Regions from separate parts of the Homo sapiens genome. Here regions 1, 2 and 4 are each linked to region 3. The links are chromatin contacts, found by Hi-C or POLR2A ChIA-PET in ENCODE. All regions are on one chromosome and are shown on one strand. The core of a region is the stretch at or near the end of the contact, and the rest is flanking DNA. Distances in the headings are between cores, read along the strand shown.

Region 1 (4,458 bases), core at 1,008-3,507, 650 kb before region 3:
GAAGATTTGAGTGACGTGAAAATCTCAGACCAGAAAAGTTATTTGCATAGACGTTCAGGAACCAAAGAAAAGATGGCATAGAGGAAACCAGCACAGAGGGAAGCATTTCTAACTTGAGGCTGTGGGGATAAACTGAGATGCAAGACAGAAAAGGGTGCTGTTTTCCTTGGGATTTTTAGTAAAGCTCCACACTTCCTAGAAAAGCATCTGGCAATTGAAGCATCTTGATAAATATTTGCTGAGTTAATAAAATAAATGTTTTAGAACGAAATGTGAGCCACCATGCAGGCATTTTGTATTTGCGAGAAATATTGGCCAATTTACCTATTGGCGGGATTTCTGGATATGTTCACTGCATCCACTTGAGCAGAGTGGACGATGGAAGATATAATCCCTGATCTAACAATAATGAATATCAAGTTACTTATGTATTGAGTACTTACCACGAGCCAGCCACAGTGCAAGCACTTTATAGAGCTGTGTCATTTAATGCTCATGCTCTTTATGTAAGTACCATACTGTCACCCTCATTTTTCAGACCAGGAACCAAAGCTCACAGAGGTGAAATGATCTGCTCCAGTTAACAACTAGAAATCTGATTTCAAAGCCCAATATCCATACCTAAGCCACAGCCCAGAAAGGAGCATGTATTCTTGTGGTGAAGAGAGGCATCCACATTGGAGATGGAATCCATGTCTAGTAATTCACAGGGTTAAAGAATCCAGAGTGAAGTGGACAGGAGAGACCATGCCACCTTTCACTGAGCTGGGAACAAAGCCACTACTCCTAACCTATCATGTGAAGCAGCTGCCTCAGCCCCACCCATTTTGCCTCTAGATTGTGCACAAACAATTTTGTGCTATTTCCGCCAGTGTATGCTCTGCAAGGCTCAGCAGGCCTCGAAAACACAGTGACAGAGAAATGGTACTGAAACCTCAAGCCCACCACTGAGGCTGTGCTGATACCCCAACAAGAAAACGGACATATTAGGTAATCCTGCCACGTCTTACCAGCTGCTACCCAAGCTCATGTGGAGAGACCTAGGGATTCTGAGCAAGGTCCCACGTGGCCGAGGCATGGGAGGGAGAGAGAGTGAGCTAAGCTACCGTGGGCCGGCAGTCAGGCCCACACCACAGCTGAGGAAGGAGCCGACTGGGGAGCTCTCTGAAACAGCAGACCTGGCATTGCTACCACCTGAAAATGATAAACAGATTCATACGTCCCTGCCCACACCCCGCACACATACACACACGCAACGCCCCTGCCACATTCACACATACATACATGCAGACCCCCCACCTATCCTGTTATCAGACTGCGGGATGATGGCCCTCAGTTTCCACCCAGAAGGAAATTAGGACATGTGACTTCAGAAACTTCAGGCTCGCTTTCTGTATCCCTTTTCTGTCTTCAAAGCAAACGCCACCCCCCCATTGAAAAGCACCCATCATTCTTTTGAGTTTCGTTTTTAACTTTAGTATGAAAAGCACTGCCCCTTCAAAAGGCATCTTTACTGTGAGACTGATGACAGCAAAGGAGCCTTCTCTCTGTACCCTGAAATTAAACCACACGGGTCTTCCCAGGGCACTCACCCTTGAGACAAATTTGTATAACCGAATTCATAGAAATATCTAAAAGTTGTTCCCTAAATGCCTGCCTCAATACTCCGGAATTGGGCAGATTTCATTTTCCCATGTTCTATGGATTCTAGAAATGCCCTTTATTGTTTGACAAGTGACTATGTCAACCTAAAGGAAAAGAATCTGCTTTGGAAAGGGGCTTGGCACCAATAACTATGTGTTCTGCAGGAAGAGGTAAAAAATGCTGTCTTGGTAGCAATATGAGACAGAGGGAGAGAAATTATCTGTGTGTGTGAGAGAGAGAAAAAGAGAGAGGGAGAGAGAATGACAGAGAGTGAGAACAAGAGAGAGGGAGAGAGAATGACAGAGAGTGAGAACAAGAGAGAGAGAGAGAGAGAAGGGGAGAGAGAGAGGAGTACTGGCTTTCTGTTACTTCTTTCTTATCAGCAGCTCTGGAAACCTGAGCCAGCAACAAATATTGCAAGGTTTTTTTGCACGCCAGCAAATTTGTTTCACCTAGGGTGCCTCTCCAGGGCCACCCCTCCAGTGTTCATGTTTTGTGGCTTTCGTGTTTCTTAGGAATTTAGAGTGCAGTTGCCTCTTGTGGGTCTGTGTGTCTCCATCAGTTGCAACACCTTACCCAGCCCTCTCCGCCTGTCTCTGCATAACAGGAAGCCACGTGTAATAACAAGAAGCTTGCGGAAGAACACTGCCCCAGAGCTGCCTCTTCCTCAGCACAAGGCAAAGTGGAGATTTGGCAATCAGAGGGCAAATTTTCTCTGTAGAAAATTCTTTGACAATGTAGCTGGTTAACTGCATATGCAAGCTACCTGCTTTCCCAGGCGTTAGTGTAAGGAAGAACAATTCTCATCAGGTAGGACTGCAGGATAATTAGTGCAGTAAGCTCTGCCCAACACCCTAGTGGTGTGTTACATTAGGAAGAGCAATCGAAGTACTGACCCCTCCATTGCCAAAGCTAGTCATTTATTTTAGGTAAGAGGTTTTGGTTCACTAGTCACTAGCATTCATAAATAAATAAGTGCATTAGGATGCTTGAAATATTTGTATTGCATAAGCATGGATGAATTATATGGCCTGAGTAATTCACAGGAAGGACCCTTCCAGGGCAATGCTCAAGTACTGGCAACTACCATCAAGCACTGGCCCTTGAGGAGGCTACAAGCCATTACAGCCTAACAGACGTCACTCCAGTCAGTTTCTGGGGCCTCTACAGGTCTTAGGGAACAGTGATTTTAAACTTTAACACTACTGAGAGTTAAAGTGACCAATGAATAATGCTAGCAGTGGGGTGGGCCCAGGAAACGAGTCATAATATGTTTCTCCTATTCTACAACCTGATAAAAAGATTTCATTAAAAACTGAGACAATTTGATCATGGATAAAGGATAGATGATACCAATGAATTATTGATTAGTTTTGTTAGGCGTGATCAGGACAATGTGGCTAGAAAATAAAATTTCCATATTTTTAAGGATGCATACTTAAGCATGGGGAAAATGTGTCTGGGATTTGTTTTAAAATATCTTAGCATAAAAGGGAATAAAAGAAAAAGAAAGGGATAGATAAAACAATGTGACGAAATATTCTGTTGAACTTCAGTAGTGGGTCTACATGGGGGTTCATTATATTTTCTCTGTTGTGTTTGGAATGTTGATATAATAAATGATCTTTTTAAATATTTTATTAGGCTTAAAAATAAATTCAATAGGCTTGTTGGGTTTTTTTTTTTTTACATGTCAACTATTGCTCTAAACTTCAACTTGTCTATTTTCCAAGGTCTGCATTTCAGACCTGTTACTCCTCAGAGCACAGCGGAATGACACTACACAGATGTTATACCACTTACGTACACATTCCCTCCCAGACAGATCCGCCTCCATATCCCTGCACTGTCACTTTATCAGCTGATGAATGGGAAGAACTGAGGGACTTACTGAGGCTGCCAGTATGGATAGTATTTCCTGTAAAGTCAGCTTTTACCCCAACACTTACTGGCAGAGAGAGAGAAAGGGCAGCAGAAACCGGAGGGAGCCCAAGGGTGGTCTGTGAGGGAACTCAGGAAGGAATGACCACCTAGAATTCTAGGTGACCTCATGGCAAGAGCTTCCATTTCCAAATTTCCATTAAAATGACAAAGGGACTAGCTCAATAATAACAAGGGGAGATCTAAAATGAAAGTAAAAGTAAAGAAGGATTCTATCTGCATGCCATTTGGGGGGAAGACGGATTTCTGCAAGATGTAGGATAGGCAAGGCTAAACTGAAGAAAGCTGTTGGTCTCACAACTCAATGCATATGGAACAGCCTGCCCCAGAGGGAGCGGAAAGGGCCCAAGAAAATCCTGCACTAACAACACCTAGAGAGGAACAGCAGCAGCATGGAGGCAGGGAACAGATGGAGACCTGAGAGCTCCTTCCAAGTGCGCACAGAGGTCTGGCTGGGGCATGTTATTTCCAGTTTACCCTGGGTGCCCAAAGTCAGGCCAGACAAAAAGTAACAGCTCTGTCCTGCTGGCTCCTCAACCAGGTCACGATACCAGTGAGAACAGAGGGTGCCTGTCCACCTAACCTGGAGCTACACAAGAAGAAAAACAAGAAGAAAATGAACTTTCCTTCAACAGAGAGGGTAGCTACCCTCCCTTAACCCCTTAACTGGATGCGTCTTAAAAAGTTACACATAAGCTTGCCATAGCACCCAGCAATTCCACTCCTGGGAATCTATTCAGGGGATGTGAAGGCACACGTCCATAACAGTTTTTGAATGTGAATGTTTCTAGCAGTATTATAGATGATGGTCAAAACTGAAAACAATCCAGAAGCCACAAACAGGTTACTGGATAAACAAAATGTGGGAAAGCC
Region 2 (4,543 bases), core at 28-2,527, 610 kb before region 3:
ATCAAGGAAGTTATCTCATGTATGGGTGAGATACATAAATGTAGGCAATAGTTTTCAGCCCGATTGCTCTGATGTGAATTACTGTGACCAATTTAGCAATAGAAGAAATCTATGTAAAGAACTTCATAACGAATATATAGATTAAACTTAATGTATCACTATCATCATTAGAAGGACAGGGTATGGATTAAAGGCCAGACTATCTCAGAAAATATGCCAGTCTCCCTTAAAATAATAAAAAATACATCTCTTTTCCAACTCATCTAAGAATTCCCTCCCATTCTGTTCCTTTAATTATATTTTTATTAAGTAAGGTCTTTATTATACTTTAGTACGTTTTTATGTTCCTGTCTTGTTTTTGTTGTCTACCTTTTGCTACTACCTTTTAATACACCTTGACTCCTGGGCTCACAAAACAGAACACCCATTGAATTTACTTACAGATTGAGCACTTCAAAAGACTCTAGTCTTTGTGCTCCTGTTCAGAACCATTCAAAATATGGATGAGTTTCCAAACAGGAAGGAAATGGAATATGCTAAAAACTCACAGTTTTGTGTGTAGTCTGTAGCCTTAAATCATCCGAAGTACCCCAGATCCTGCACACCAAGGAGTGCCATCCCACTGTTTTGTCCAAATGAAAGAGAACCCCCTCCCAGCATTTTAGAACTTGGACCTGGCATGCCAACTTAAATGCAAATGGTCCCTCAAACTCAGATTTGCTGCGAGATCCATTTTTAAGTAGACTATGCTCCCTGCAGACCAACATGCAAATGGTGCTCGAGTATACGTAAGAATCACAGAGGCAACGAAAAGACACCAACCATACCTATTTTCGCAGCCTCCACTTTCAGGTTGAAATCCCAGTTCCTTGGCAATTTTAGGGACATTTTGCTTCCAGTTTAAGTGAGTAGTTAGTGAAGCGGTGAGTCTGTCACAGTTTGCGCCCTTCTTGTCTTTTCACTCTTTCCCTCTGTTTTTGTGTCTGTTTTTGTTCCTCCTTATGATTGCTTCACAAGCAATCTTAGGCTTGAGGCTGATTTGCCAACGTGTCTCCTCCTTTCTCTTAGATGAAAGGTCCATCCATCTGTCACTGGAGGATGGCACCCAAACTCCCCCAGCCTCCACCCTCAGTCCCACAGGGGCTAGCACCCTGCTTTTCTTGCTTTCAGTTTTACCAGAAATATCCCAGTTGACACTTCCCTCTGCGTCATGGGAAGCAAAGCTCCTTTTCGAAAGAATCTCAGGCCTTACTGAGTTGAGGTCGTGATAAACAACTGCTGCCTCTTGGTTTTGTGTGTGTGTGTGTGTGTTTCTTTTTTAACTGTCTGCTTCCTTGCATTTGAGGAAGTGGGTGGCTGTTCAGTGAAGATGATACATTATGAGCACTCTTTCTTGAGAAAATGGTTTTTGGAAATGCTTGAAAAACCAGAATGGTTGCTTCTGTTATAAAAGATTACAGTTTTAATTAGAAGAAAATGTCGAAACTCCCATCATCTACTTCAACTCTAAGCTCTCCTCTTCCTCACCTAACGGATCAAGCATCCAAAAATGGTCAGAAAAACAACAAGCATTCCCCCAAAGTTATCTTCTTTTAAATTCTTCCTGCTGTAAGGACCATGTCGCAAGCTCTCCAGGTGCTCAGGATAAAGTTTGCAAGTGATCTCAGCCTGATGTAGGGAGGGTTTTGATGTATTTGGCTTAATGAAGCAACTTAAGCTAGGTCGACCCACTCACATATCCTAAGGGTTCTTTGGCATTGTACACAGGGTGTGGGCTTTAGAATCAGGGTGTGTGGGCTGTATACATGGTGTGGGCTTCCATTTGCTAGCTCTTCAACTTTTGAACAAGCAACTGAATCTTTCCAGACCTTAATGTCCTCATCAGTAAAATGGGGTTGATAATAACCACAACTCAAAGGGTTTTTGCAGAGGAATCTAGTGCAGAGCTTGACACAGAGTGGTTGCACCACACACATTAATTCAACCTTTATTCTATTCTATTTAGTTCAGTTCTGTGACAAGCTTTCATGTTTAACTGGGTCAGCCTAACCTAGTGCTTAAGCATTTGGGCCCTGGAAACAGATCACTGGTAGTCAAATCCTGGCTTTCCTGCTGTGGGACTATGGACAAGTTTCTTGACCACTTTGTGCTTCAATTCTTATCTGTAGATGGGGCAAATAATAGGGCTTACTTCATAGGCTGTTGTGAGGCTTTAGTAGAAAAGCCAGTACAAAGTGCTCAGAACAGTCACTGCTAGCCAGCATCTAAGCTGCACGCCTTGCTCCATTCATTCTCCAACTCTCCTAGATGACTCTGTCATACTTTCTTCTTCACCTGCCACTTGCTTACTCTTACTGACGACCTGGGTTCCCGTTTCATTGAGAAAATCAATGTAACTGAAAGAGAATGTCCACAAGCTTCCCTCACTCTATCTGCTCACCTACCTGCATGCAAGCTGTATCCCTGACCTTATTCTTGGTACAATGGGTGAACTGGCTGTTAACACTCTCCCATCCCTATTGCATCATCAATTTCTTCTCTCTCTTTGATCCTTCCTGTCAGCGTTCAAACTTACTATTTTTTATCCCATAAAAAATCTCTCTGGATGCCACCACCCCCTTGGGCTAGAGTCCCATTTCTCTCCTTCATTTCTGAACCAAGCTTTAGTAAGAATTGTCTAACTTGCAAATATCTCTCCTCTTATTCTCTCCCGAATCCCTTGGTTGATGTTTTTGCCCCTATGACTCCACAAAATATATTCTCATCAAGGATACCTACGACTTCCCTGTCACTAAACTCACAGGTCAGGGCTTCATCTTCATCTCACGGGCCCATCAGCAGTGTCGGACACATTTGATAGCTCTCTCCAACTCTGAGCCCTCTGTCCATGGGGCTCCCACGGCCCATGGTTGGCCTGGCTGTCTGCCTGCCTTTCTGGCTTTTCCGTGTCTGTTTTCTTGCTGATTCCTTCTCATCTCTCTGACCTCTAAATATTGAAGGAAACCAAGACTCGACTGGACTCTTTTTCCATCCACACTCACACCTTGGTGAGCTCATCTGTCTCAAGGCTTTAAATGTCACATATTTGCAGATGATTCCAATGTGTATTTCCAGCCCAGACCCCCTGAACTCCAAATCACATGGATCTCTGCTTAGATCTATAGTAGCCATCTCAAACTAAATGTATCCAAACTGTATATCCAGAGAACGAGGCTGAAGGAACAGTGGTGACCTGGTGTATACTCCTGTCTTCAGGAATGAAAGGAGCACAAGAGAGAAGAACCTTGCAAGCGCATTTAACGCCTCTGCGCACACCCTGTCTGCTCACATTCCATTGGCCAACACAGGTCACATGGCCAAGCTCAAAGTCAGTGAGGCCGGAAGTACACCCAGTCCTCAGCAGCAGTGGGGAGGGAGAAGGGCCGGAGGGGTGGAAGAAGGGCCGGAGTGTTTGCTGATCAAGACTCCAATCCACCACACTCACCCAGTCTACCCAGCTACCCTCCAGCCTCCCCAGGGAGCTGGATTCCGCTGAACTTGACTCAGCTACTTGGAGACATTGCACTACTGCCTGCCTGACCCAAACACCACTGCTCTTTTTCGTATCCCAACTTAATTAAGCGGGTGTGAGAGAGGTAGCTGTCTGGCCCGGCCCAGCAGCATCTCCACGGGGGAATTCGACACCATCTAAAATTTCAGTCCTGGGACCTTTAAACTGAGGAATGTTGAAAATATTTTGAAGGTGTCATTAAGAAACACGCAGGGAACTTCCTTTACTTTTCAGGGTAGGTTCCTGTCAGTCTTGGAAAAACTCGTGACCCATGGGGGAAGTTAGTTGTGCAGATGCGGAAAGGCAATCAGATGGAAAGCACACTCCCCACAAGGGCCCAACACAGCAGCCTTCCCCCACCACAGAGCTCTCTCTCGGTCAGTCAACTGGGTACTGCGCTCCCTCTCTCTGATCTTCATAAAATGAAGAGCCAAATGCCTTGCCTGGTCCCAAAGTTTGAATTAGCATCTGCAGTAGCGCAAGCAAACATTGTTCCATCTGTTGGCTTGTTGAATGATAAGCGGATTTATTAAGGACCAAATTTTTGCTGGACATTGGAAGAACGTTCGTGAACAAGCAGACGTGTTTTCTGCTTCCCCACCTCACCGCCCTGACACCGGCTGTTGTCTCTTACAGTCTGTTGGGGGAGAAGAACAATTAAGTGAACGATTAAATACAGTGTGAGAGAGCTATGTTGGGGAAAGTGTAGGGAGCTAGGGGGGGTGTATATGCGAGGGGCCTAACTGGACTTGGGGAGTGAAGGAAGGGTTCCTGGAAGAAGTGTCTTTTAAAGTAAGGCTTGACAAATGAGTTAGGGAGGCAAGGGGGTTGGAAAAAGGATTCCAGACAAAACCAACAATATGAATGAGGCACGGAGAGAAGAAAGTTCTTCAGGTCGCTCCTAAGAAGGATGAAAGGGGTGGGGCTGAGGAGAAACGAAGCTGGAGAGATAGTCAGGGCTGAGCAGGGCTGGATCACACAGGGCAGGTAAAC
Region 3 (4,492 bases), core at 1,644-4,143:
CTGGTCTCAAACTCCTCACCTCAAGTGATCTGCCTGCCTCGGCCTCCCAAAGTGCTGGGATTATAGGCATGAGCCACTGCCCCTGGCCCCTTAATACAACATTTAATAAATGTTGGGCCAGGCGCAGTGGCTTACGCTTGTAATCCTAGCACTTTGGGAGGCCAGGAGTTCAAGACCAGCCTGGGCAACATAGTGAGACACTGTCTCTACAGAAAATTTTTTTTTTAAATTAGCTGGGTGTGGTAGCACAGCTTATAGTCCCAGCTGCTTGGGAGGCTGAGGCAGGAGGATCACTTGAGCCAAGGAGGTTGAAGCTGCAGTGAGTGGTGACTGTGTTACTGCACTCCAGCCTGGGGAAAATGAGAGACCCTGTCTCAAAAATAAATAAATAAATAAAAGCAAATGTTGGTGGGTGATTAAAATGATAAAATAATGATAAAACAAGTAATTAGGAAAAAAAAGTCCATCTTAACCTCTGGCCTGTTTTTTGAAGGCATTGTTGTTGATTAGGGTTAGGTTCAGCTGCGGGTAACTGAAAACCCAAAATAAAGATTACGCATTATCCAGTGTGCCTGTTCCAGTTGAACCATCACATCCACATTCCAGACATCAGAAAAGTAGGAAAAGTAAGAAAAAGAACATCTTGCACTTTGAAGAGCACTTTTGCTTGTATCCATTGGTGATGATTTGGTCCTGTGTCTCGGTCTCACCTATCACAGTGAGACCGAGAAGCATAAACCTGATTGTGTGCAGTGTTATACCCGGCTACCATTTGGGAGTTCTGGTCCTGAGGAAGTAGGGAAATGGATGTTGGGAGGTGTAACTGGATTCTGCCGCCCTGACAGAGCCGTCAAGCACGGCCTCCCTGGCTGCGTCCTCCCATGAGGTGAAAACTAGGGCGCTACCAATGCGTGCTTCCTTAGGCCAGATCTGGGTCTTGGCACCCAATACTCCCTTTTGGCAATTGTATCTTCTCCATCAGCTCTTGTAAACCAGACACCATGGAATCCCTTGGTTTTTTAAGTTACTTTTATTATCCTTTATGTGCACCAATGCAAGCCCAGCCCAGTACAAAAACAGGAAAGGAAAACTCCCCCTACACACTCAAATTGATCTTCATACTACATTTCTTTTCTTGGGAATTTGTTTGTACTTAATAATAACTTCTTTCGAATCCCAAATACCTTTTCCACTCAGGGGCAGTACAAAGTCACGCGCAGTAGAACATGAACGGCGCAGCTTACCTCATGCGTGTCCATAAACTCACCAAAGGAACTTGAAGGGAGAACAGTGTCTTTATGATCCGGCGTGTCTTGGTACCTGCTTAAAGTCACTTTTGCTTGTGATTTAGCTGGATACACTTTGCATATATACATGAAAAATAATTTTTTTTCTGGGAATGTCTAAGGACTATCCAACACACAAAATGATTTCATCCTTTTCTGAATGAGAACAGCCCGAAAGTTTCTGGCAAATACGCAGGGTTCGTGAGATATGAAATTCAATTATGTCGTGGTACATAAGGTCCGCCTCTTCACGACTTTCAGTGGATTTTCTTCCCCTGGGAAGGAGGCCCCTCAGCCGCACGTTCCGAATCCCAGGCCGTCCTTGTACCTGAAGACCCAGTGGTGCGCTGCCCCCTTGTGGGAGATGTGGGCATTGCAGACCTTTCAACACAAGGAAACGGAATTTGTCTTTCAAATGCAGCTGGAAAAATCTATCCTGTTTAATTCCCAGGAGGCACGCAAGCCAAACTGGACCTTGAGAAAGACATTATCTTACAGAAATGTCTTCCAAAAATGTGATTGTGTTTATGAAGAAAACCCACTTTGTATATAACAACACTGCATAGCATGCCTATGCTTCTTTTTACAGAATGGGTTTTTTAACCAAAAGTTGGATCATTAGCTTTATTATAGATTCAGTCTTACTGGTAGCATCACAAGGCTAACTTCCAAGAGAAAATATTTGGCTTTTTATAAAGTGAGGAATTATTTTGTAAAGTAAATAGTACATGCCTCTATCTCCTACCAACCGTTTATTCTGTAAATTCTGATTTTAACGAAGCATTTCTCAGAGTAAGGACTTCTTTATACCATCACTTAACTTCCTGCAGGAATTCTAGAATTTCTCTCCATCTTCTTTGCACCAGATCCAATGTTTTGTTTTGTTTTGTTTTGTTTGAGACAGAGTTTTGCTCTTGTTGCCCAGGCTGGAGTGCAATGGCACGATCTCAGCTCACTGCAACCTCCGCCTCCTGGGTTCAAGCGATTCTCCTGACTCAGCCTCCCAAGTAGCTGAGATTACAGGCGCCCACCACCACGCCCGGCTAATTTTTGTATTTTTAGTAGAGACGGGGTTTCTCCATGTTGATCAGGCTGGTCTCGAACTCCTGACCTCGAGTGATCCGCCTGCCTCGGCCTCCCAAAGTGCTGGGATTACAGGCATGAACCACCGTGCGCAGCCATATAGCCACTGTTTTTAAAAGCCATTTCTGCACTACCAAGTTAGTGAGTAGCAGCCCTCCACCTGCCCACCTTTGGCGTATGGACCATGCAGCTAAAAGAAGCAACACAAAATAAACTGTGGTCAAAAGAGACTCACAGTTCTCCCTCACACCGGAGGCTGAAGACACTCACACTTCCTCCTTTTAAGTCTTCAACTTTTCTTCTTTATGACACCCAAGGCTTTCATGGCCAGTCAGAACGTCAGTGCCAGAAGAGGCCTTTGAGACCTCTGCACTCAATTTCTGCATTTGAAGACAGACCCAGGCCCTCATCTCCTGACCCCTCATCCAGTGATATTCTCCTGCACCTCCCTGAGGAGTTGCTCAACACTCTGATCCCTCCGAGAAGCCTGGGGTACCTCTAAATTTAACATGCCAGAAACCGAGAACTCTATGCAAACAACACCACTGCTCAGAGGTGATAAGGGTAAGCAAATAAACCACCAGGGAGAAACAGAAGCAGAGTTTTGGCTCTCACCACCCTGTAGATAAACAAGTGTTTGATCTGGGCTGAGCACATCCCTCATCTGGTGAGAGATAACATTCACACTCAGAGGGAGTCTGTGCTTGCAGCCAACAGGTTTGGAACCCTATTGAGCGCTGACCTGGCCGCACACAGACTGAACTAGGGCTCAGGAATGATGGACCAGGGGAAATTTTGTTACCACCCAGGGGGAAAGAGAGGGTCTTCCTGCATTCCTAAGAGCTCACAGGCTAAAGGGCCCTAAGAAAGCAGACACAGAAGACACAGAAGCCTCAGCTAAGGGGGAGTCCTGACGGCCACAGTCCCCACTAATCCACTATGGGCCACTTAGGGCTTGTTGTGAATTTTCCAATCTGTTCCGTAAAGCTTCCTAGGAAGAATGTCAGAAGCCTTATTCTCTTGCTCTCGGTTGAGGCTATGGAAGCTAAAGAAAGCAGTATATGCCAGGCGAGGTGGCTCACACCTGTAATCCCATCACTTTGGGAGGCCAAGGCAGGTGGATCAATTGAGGCCAGAAGTTTGAGACCAGCCTGGCCAACATGGTGAAACCCCATCTCTATTAAAATACAAAAAATTAGCTGCATGTGGTGGCATGCACCTGTAGTCCCAGCTACTTAGGAGGCTGAGGCAGGAGAATCGCTTGAACCTGGGAGGCAGAGGTTGCAGTGAGCTGAGATCACGCCACTGCACTCCAGCCTGGGTGACAGAGTGAGACTCCATCTCCAAAAAAAAAAAAAAAGAAAGAAAGAAAGACAGTGAATGAGGAGTAAACTTGGAGGGAAACCAGTGGCCTGTCTCTAGAGTCTTGATCAGGATCACATTTATAAAGATGATAATGTTGACAATAATAATAATAGCTGCTAATATTTGTGGAGTGCTTACTATATTGTTTCTCTCATGTTGTATTTTTAAATCCCCACCACAAAACTCTGGGGTAAATACTATAGTTTGTTGTTGTTGTTGTTTTGAGATGGAGTCACTCTGTTGCCCAGGCTGGAGTGCACTGGCATGATCTCGGCTCACTGCAACCTCCACCACCCAGGTTCAAGCGATTCTCCTGCCTCAGCCTCCCGAGTAGCTGGGATTACAGGCGTGAGCCACCATGTCTGGCTAATTTTTGTACTTTTAGTAGACATGGGGTTTCACCATGTTGGCCAGGCTGGTCTTGAACTCCTAACCTCAGGTGATCCACATGCCTTGGCCTCCCAAAGTGCTGGGATTACAGGCGTGATAATAAACTCTTAACCTCACCATTTTTGTATATAAGTGGAGGTCGTCAGAGCACTTTTTTCATCCATTTTGCTACTTGGACTTAAGGATGAAAGTCCTATTACAAACTGTTGTCACAGTGAATGTTGGCATTGGGAAGGGTGCTGGGGAGAACAGGGAAAGAGCACAGGAGCCTGAAAGGGGAGGAGGGGGAAGGGATTTCCACACACTCTCGCCACAGCCTGTTACCGTCTCCACGGCAGCAGAGCAGCAGGTTGCCTCCCCATGCCCAC
Region 4 (4,364 bases), core at 265-2,764, 570 kb before region 3:
TGCTTATGCATTATTTGATTTTGTCTGTATTGTTCAAGGAAAATGAAATTTCTTTGAAAAATTCAAAGTATTTTTTGATAGGGAGGAAACACTTCTCCATCACCTTTGTGTCTAGGTAAAGAGCTTCATTGAAAAAATAAAAATATAACAGAAACTTATAGTGGGATTTTCTGAGGTTGGCACTAACAGATGTCTGTGGCCTCTGTCCACTAGAGCTATTTGAGCAGACCCTTACTGCCAGAAGAGACCACTGTAATGAAAACCTTAGTTAGTCCTCTTGGAATTATGTGGACTAAAGTGAAATTATTGAGCAAGGGGTCTAGGGACTTTGAGTGGACTGATGACTCCAAGGAGGGTCTGGCCTCCTGTCATTTGCTTTCTGCCTCTCAAATTTTGATAGCATATTTATACAACTGTCCAGAGCTACCATTCCCTCCTGGATAGGAATTTTGCCTGCCAGGTACCAGTGAAAAATGAGGACGAGACCTCTGGCCCCAGCTATTGGCAGAGAGTCAGGCTTATTGGTGTACTCCTGCTGGCTGGAGCATCACTGAGAGCTCACAGGCCACGTGCTGAGAGAACATCACCCTCAGCAGCACATTTGTCAGAAAGCTGTTCTCACCTGGACACCTGAATCCATTACAGGCTTTCCCCAAACCCAGCAACACTGGAGACCTGGCTTCTCTCTACAAATACTCTACCCTTCGAAATCTCAGTCTAGTGAACAAACCTTTTTCTCCATGCAGAGTCCAGGCCAGGTGTGTTGGGAACATAAGCCCCTGTCAAACACCTCATTGTACCTCCATCTGCAGAAGAGAAGCATGTTTTCCTGACCTTCCGCTGGTAATCACCATGTTTTGGGATGCATGGTTTTTCATTTTAGACATTGATGTCAATTTCAAACAAGTTATATTCCTACCACACTCCTAACAAACCATATTTTAAATTAACATGCAATATTCAGATTTTAAAGCAAAAGTGCAAGCTAAAATATTAACCTGTTAATTGGTTAATAGTTATAAGGCCTAATGACACCTTTGAATCAAAAGATATACTGTATTCTGCTTCATTTTGCAACAATACTAGGAGGTAAGAAACACTGACTATTTCCTGGGTGTCAGGTACACAGTACCTTATTTCATCTAATCCATGGTCAGCTCCTCTTTGGCTCTCGGTACTGAGGATGAGTTCTGGTCCCAGAGACCAGAGACAGCAGAGAAGACACAAAGTAACCACAGGCCTTTTTCCATTTCAGTTGGTAATACACCTCTTCGTTATGAGAGTTAATGCAAATGAGCACAATCTAAATGAAGCCCCGCGGAATTACTCAGAAAGGGGAAGGCAATGCAAGATTTCCAAAGGAGTCTTGCAGAGAGAAACAGGAGAGCCCTGGGTGGTAATAGCTATCTCATTTCCTGCTAGCACTTTCTCGCCACATCACACCACTTCTCTGTTTTTCTGCTTTATCAATCAGTAAAATGAGAGCCTCAAGACAATAAGGCCCATGGCCCAGAGATCATGATTAACTGCAAGATTCAAAATCAGCTGCAAGAGAACGAAGCTGTCACATGGGTTTCTAAAGAATATTTGCCTCTTTCACTAAAGGGAGAATGAAGGTTGCTTAACCTCTCTGTGAAATAAGTTTCAGTTCCTCTTCTATGAATGACTGGCTAAACTTCATTTTCTCTAAGACCCTCTAGTATTCAGTTCTCTTCCCACCTGCTTGGCCTAATCCTGCATGAGAGGCAATGATTGGGAGCAGGAAAAGAAGATATGTAATTTAGTTTCTGAGGAACAAGTCTTCTGGAAAGCTTTGTAATTAACCTATTTTCCCCAAAACTGATTCTCTGTCACCCTAGGACACTGACAATAAACCATACCCATGATTTATCTTCTTACCTACTTGCAGTAAAGGAAAGAATAATGAACCAAGAATTGCAAGACCAGATTCTTATCACAAATCTCAAATAACTCTGTAATATTTGCGTAAGTAGTTAACCACCCTGGAGTGCTTTCTTAATTGAAAAATAAGGGGGATCCAGGCATGGTGGTGCATACCTATAGTCTGTAAACCAAAAATAAAATTCTAAGGCCCCCCAACCATCTGAATGGGCCTCTTCTCTTGGCCAAGGGCATTCCAAAGTTAACCTGAAAATCCAGTTCAGTCCATGATGGGAAGGGGGTGCTAGACATGCTCCATTATACCCTCCTCCCTTTTGGAATTACTCATAGAAAAGACTTTTTGAGTCTGACAGGAAACATTTGCAATCTATTCTCTCTAAATCCTGCTACCTAGAGGCTTCGCTTGTGTAATAAAACCTTAGTCTCCACAACCCTTTATCTTAACCAAAACACTCTTTCTAAGTCTTTAGATAATAACTATTTCAATCAATTGCCAATCAGAAAATCTTTGGTTCTACCTATGATCTGAAAGCCCGCAGCTTCCATTTAACCTGCCTTTCTGAACCAAACCAATGTATATGTTACATGTATGGATTGATGCCTTATGTCTCCCTAAAATGTGTGAAACCAAGTTGTGGCCCAACCACCTTGGACACATATTCTCAGCATCTCCTGAGGGCTGCGTCATGGGCTATGGGTCACTCAAACCTGGCTCAGAATACGTTTTTTTCAAATATTTTACTGAGTTTGACTCTTTTCATTGACAAGTCCCAGCTGTGTGTGAGGCTGAGGTGGTGGGATTGCTTGAACCAGGAGTTCAAGGCTGCAGTGAGCTGTGCTCATGCCATTGCACTCCAGCTTGGGCAATGGAGTGAGACCCTGTCCCCTAAAAAAAAAAAAAAAGAAAGAAAATAAAAAGCAAAAGGGGGTTGGACCAGGTGGTCTCTAAGGACCCTTCCAACTGAAACTCAGCAGTGCACGTAATGTGGAAGAAAGGCATTTTCATCATCTAAAGTTCTGAAGCATTGAACTCAGCAGTGACCCAGCATGCACAGCAAATTGCCCCGGAGTAAAAATTGCTTCCTGGAAGTGTTATTGATAAGCACTTACTTTTCATACCAGGTTTATATTTCCTACAAGAATAGCTCGGTCCCTTATTTAGAATGTGATGCCAATTTCACTACAGTTATAATGTTGATTTGAGTGTAAAATTTCATGGAAAACACACTTCTTCTAATTATTGATTTTTGCTCTGCCCAGTAGCTAAGAAATAAATGAATACATGATCTCTCCTTCAACAGCCTGAGGTTTTTTAAATTAAGAAGGAGAAAATAAGAGCTCAAAAATACTTTTGAGTAAATGAATAGTAAAACATGTAATACTTTCCAAACAATTTATTTCCTGCCATTTATGTTCCACATGAAAGTGACTAAATTCATGGTTATTGCACCTCATCATAGTCCAGAAACTATAATAATAGGTTCTGGAGATACAGAAATTAAGAGATTATTATTTAGTTTGAAAAGAGAAAATAGAGTAAATGGTGAAAGGTAAGTGTATTAGTCCATTTTCATGCTGCTGATAAAGACATACCCAAGATTGGGGAATTTATAAAGAAAAAGAGGTTTAATGGACTTACAGTTCCATGTGCCTGGGAAGGCCTCACAATCATGGCAGAAGGCAAAAGACATGTCTTACGTGGCAGCAGACAAGAGAGAATTGAGAGCCAAGCAAAAGGGGTTTCCTCTTATAAAACCATCAGATCTTGTGAGACTTAATCAACACTATGATTCAATGATCTCCCACAGGGTCCCTCCCATAACACATGGGAATTATGGGAGCTACAATTCAAGATGAGATTTGGGTGGGGACACAGCCAAACCATATCAGTAAGGTAGTCATATTCAGCTTCACTTTAAAATTGATGCCATAACGCGGTGGCTCACACCTGTAATCCCAGCACTTTGGGAGGCCGAGGCGGGCAGATCACGAGGTCAGGAGATCGAGACCATCCTGGCTAACACGGTGAAACCCCGTCTCTACTAATAATACAAAAAAATTGGCTGGGCGTGGTGGTGGGCGCCTGCGGTCCCAGCTACTCGGGAGGCTGAGGCAGGAGAATGGCGTGAACCCGGGAGGCGAAGCTTGCAGTGGGCTGAGACTGCGCCACTGCACTCCAGCCTGGGTGACACAGCAAGACTCTGTCTCAAAAAAAAAAAAAAGGAAGTTTTCATACAGAATGACAAATAAATGTACTATAAAATATATTAAAGCATCTTTGAAAATGTATTTTCACTGGTTATTTTGAATTTTAGTAAACTGAGTTGAAATTGTAAATGGGAAGAAAAGGACTTAACAACATTTAAAAGAATAATCTCAAATTGACAATGGTAAATTCAGCAAAATTACTAAAACACAAAAACTTCCAACTGACTTTTATACAGTAGACTGCAACAAAGAAT

Evidence for each region. A loop is a pair of places that touch in the nucleus more often than their neighbours do. ChIA-PET counts read pairs that join two places held with the same protein, here RNA polymerase II (POLR2A). Pooled maps may share reads with other maps.
Region 1: a map with no recorded cell type shows a loop between it and region 3 (5-fold over the local background). The contact joins two enhancer-like sites. A Hi-C loop is called at or near these places in 3 of 37 single-sample maps with no recorded cell type and 1 of 50 pooled maps. POLR2A ChIA-PET finds 5 or more read pairs at or near these places in 1 of 52 experiments (naive thymus-derived CD8-positive, alpha-beta T cell).
Region 2: a map with no recorded cell type shows a loop between it and region 3 (7-fold over the local background). The contact joins the promoter of ARHGAP25 here to the enhancer-like site in region 3. A Hi-C loop is called at or near these places in 4 of 37 single-sample maps with no recorded cell type and 3 of 50 pooled maps.
Region 4: a loop to region 3 is called in a pooled map, with 11 times the contacts of the local background. The contact joins two enhancer-like sites. A Hi-C loop is called at or near these places in 2 of 37 single-sample maps with no recorded cell type and 5 of 50 pooled maps. POLR2A ChIA-PET finds 5 or more read pairs at or near these places in 1 of 52 experiments (T-cell).

Annotation. Positions count from the first base shown.
Region 1 is chr2:68,764,235-68,768,692 of GRCh38, reverse strand. The region is part of intron 1 of ARHGAP25 (Rho GTPase activating protein 25); the gene reads right to left. Among named protein-coding and RNA genes, the nearest start is that of ARHGAP25, 32 kb to the right of the region's middle. Within about 2 kb of position 2,257, at least 17 of the 41 ENCODE cell types and tissues checked have a DNase peak (open chromatin) inside an H3K27ac peak, as active enhancers do.
Region 2 is chr2:68,731,545-68,736,087 of GRCh38, reverse strand. It overlaps ARHGAP25 (Rho GTPase activating protein 25), which reads right to left and starts at 1,277. Exons shown (of 11, transcript NM_001007231.3): 1 at 828-1,277. The coding sequence starts at 888.
Region 3 is chr2:68,119,717-68,124,208 of GRCh38, reverse strand. It overlaps the pseudogene PPIAP64. Among named protein-coding and RNA genes, the nearest start is that of DNAAF10, 36 kb to the left of the region's middle. RefSeq lists enhancers at 1,478-1,772, 2,621-2,700, 2,711-2,880, 3,111-3,270. Within about 2 kb of position 2,893, at least 4 of the 41 ENCODE cell types and tissues checked have a DNase peak (open chromatin) inside an H3K27ac peak, as active enhancers do.
Region 4 is chr2:68,687,306-68,691,669 of GRCh38, reverse strand. No RefSeq gene overlaps it. Among named protein-coding and RNA genes, the nearest start is that of ARHGAP25, 45 kb to the left of the region's middle. Within about 2 kb of position 1,514, at least 4 of the 41 ENCODE cell types and tissues checked have a DNase peak (open chromatin) inside an H3K27ac peak, as active enhancers do.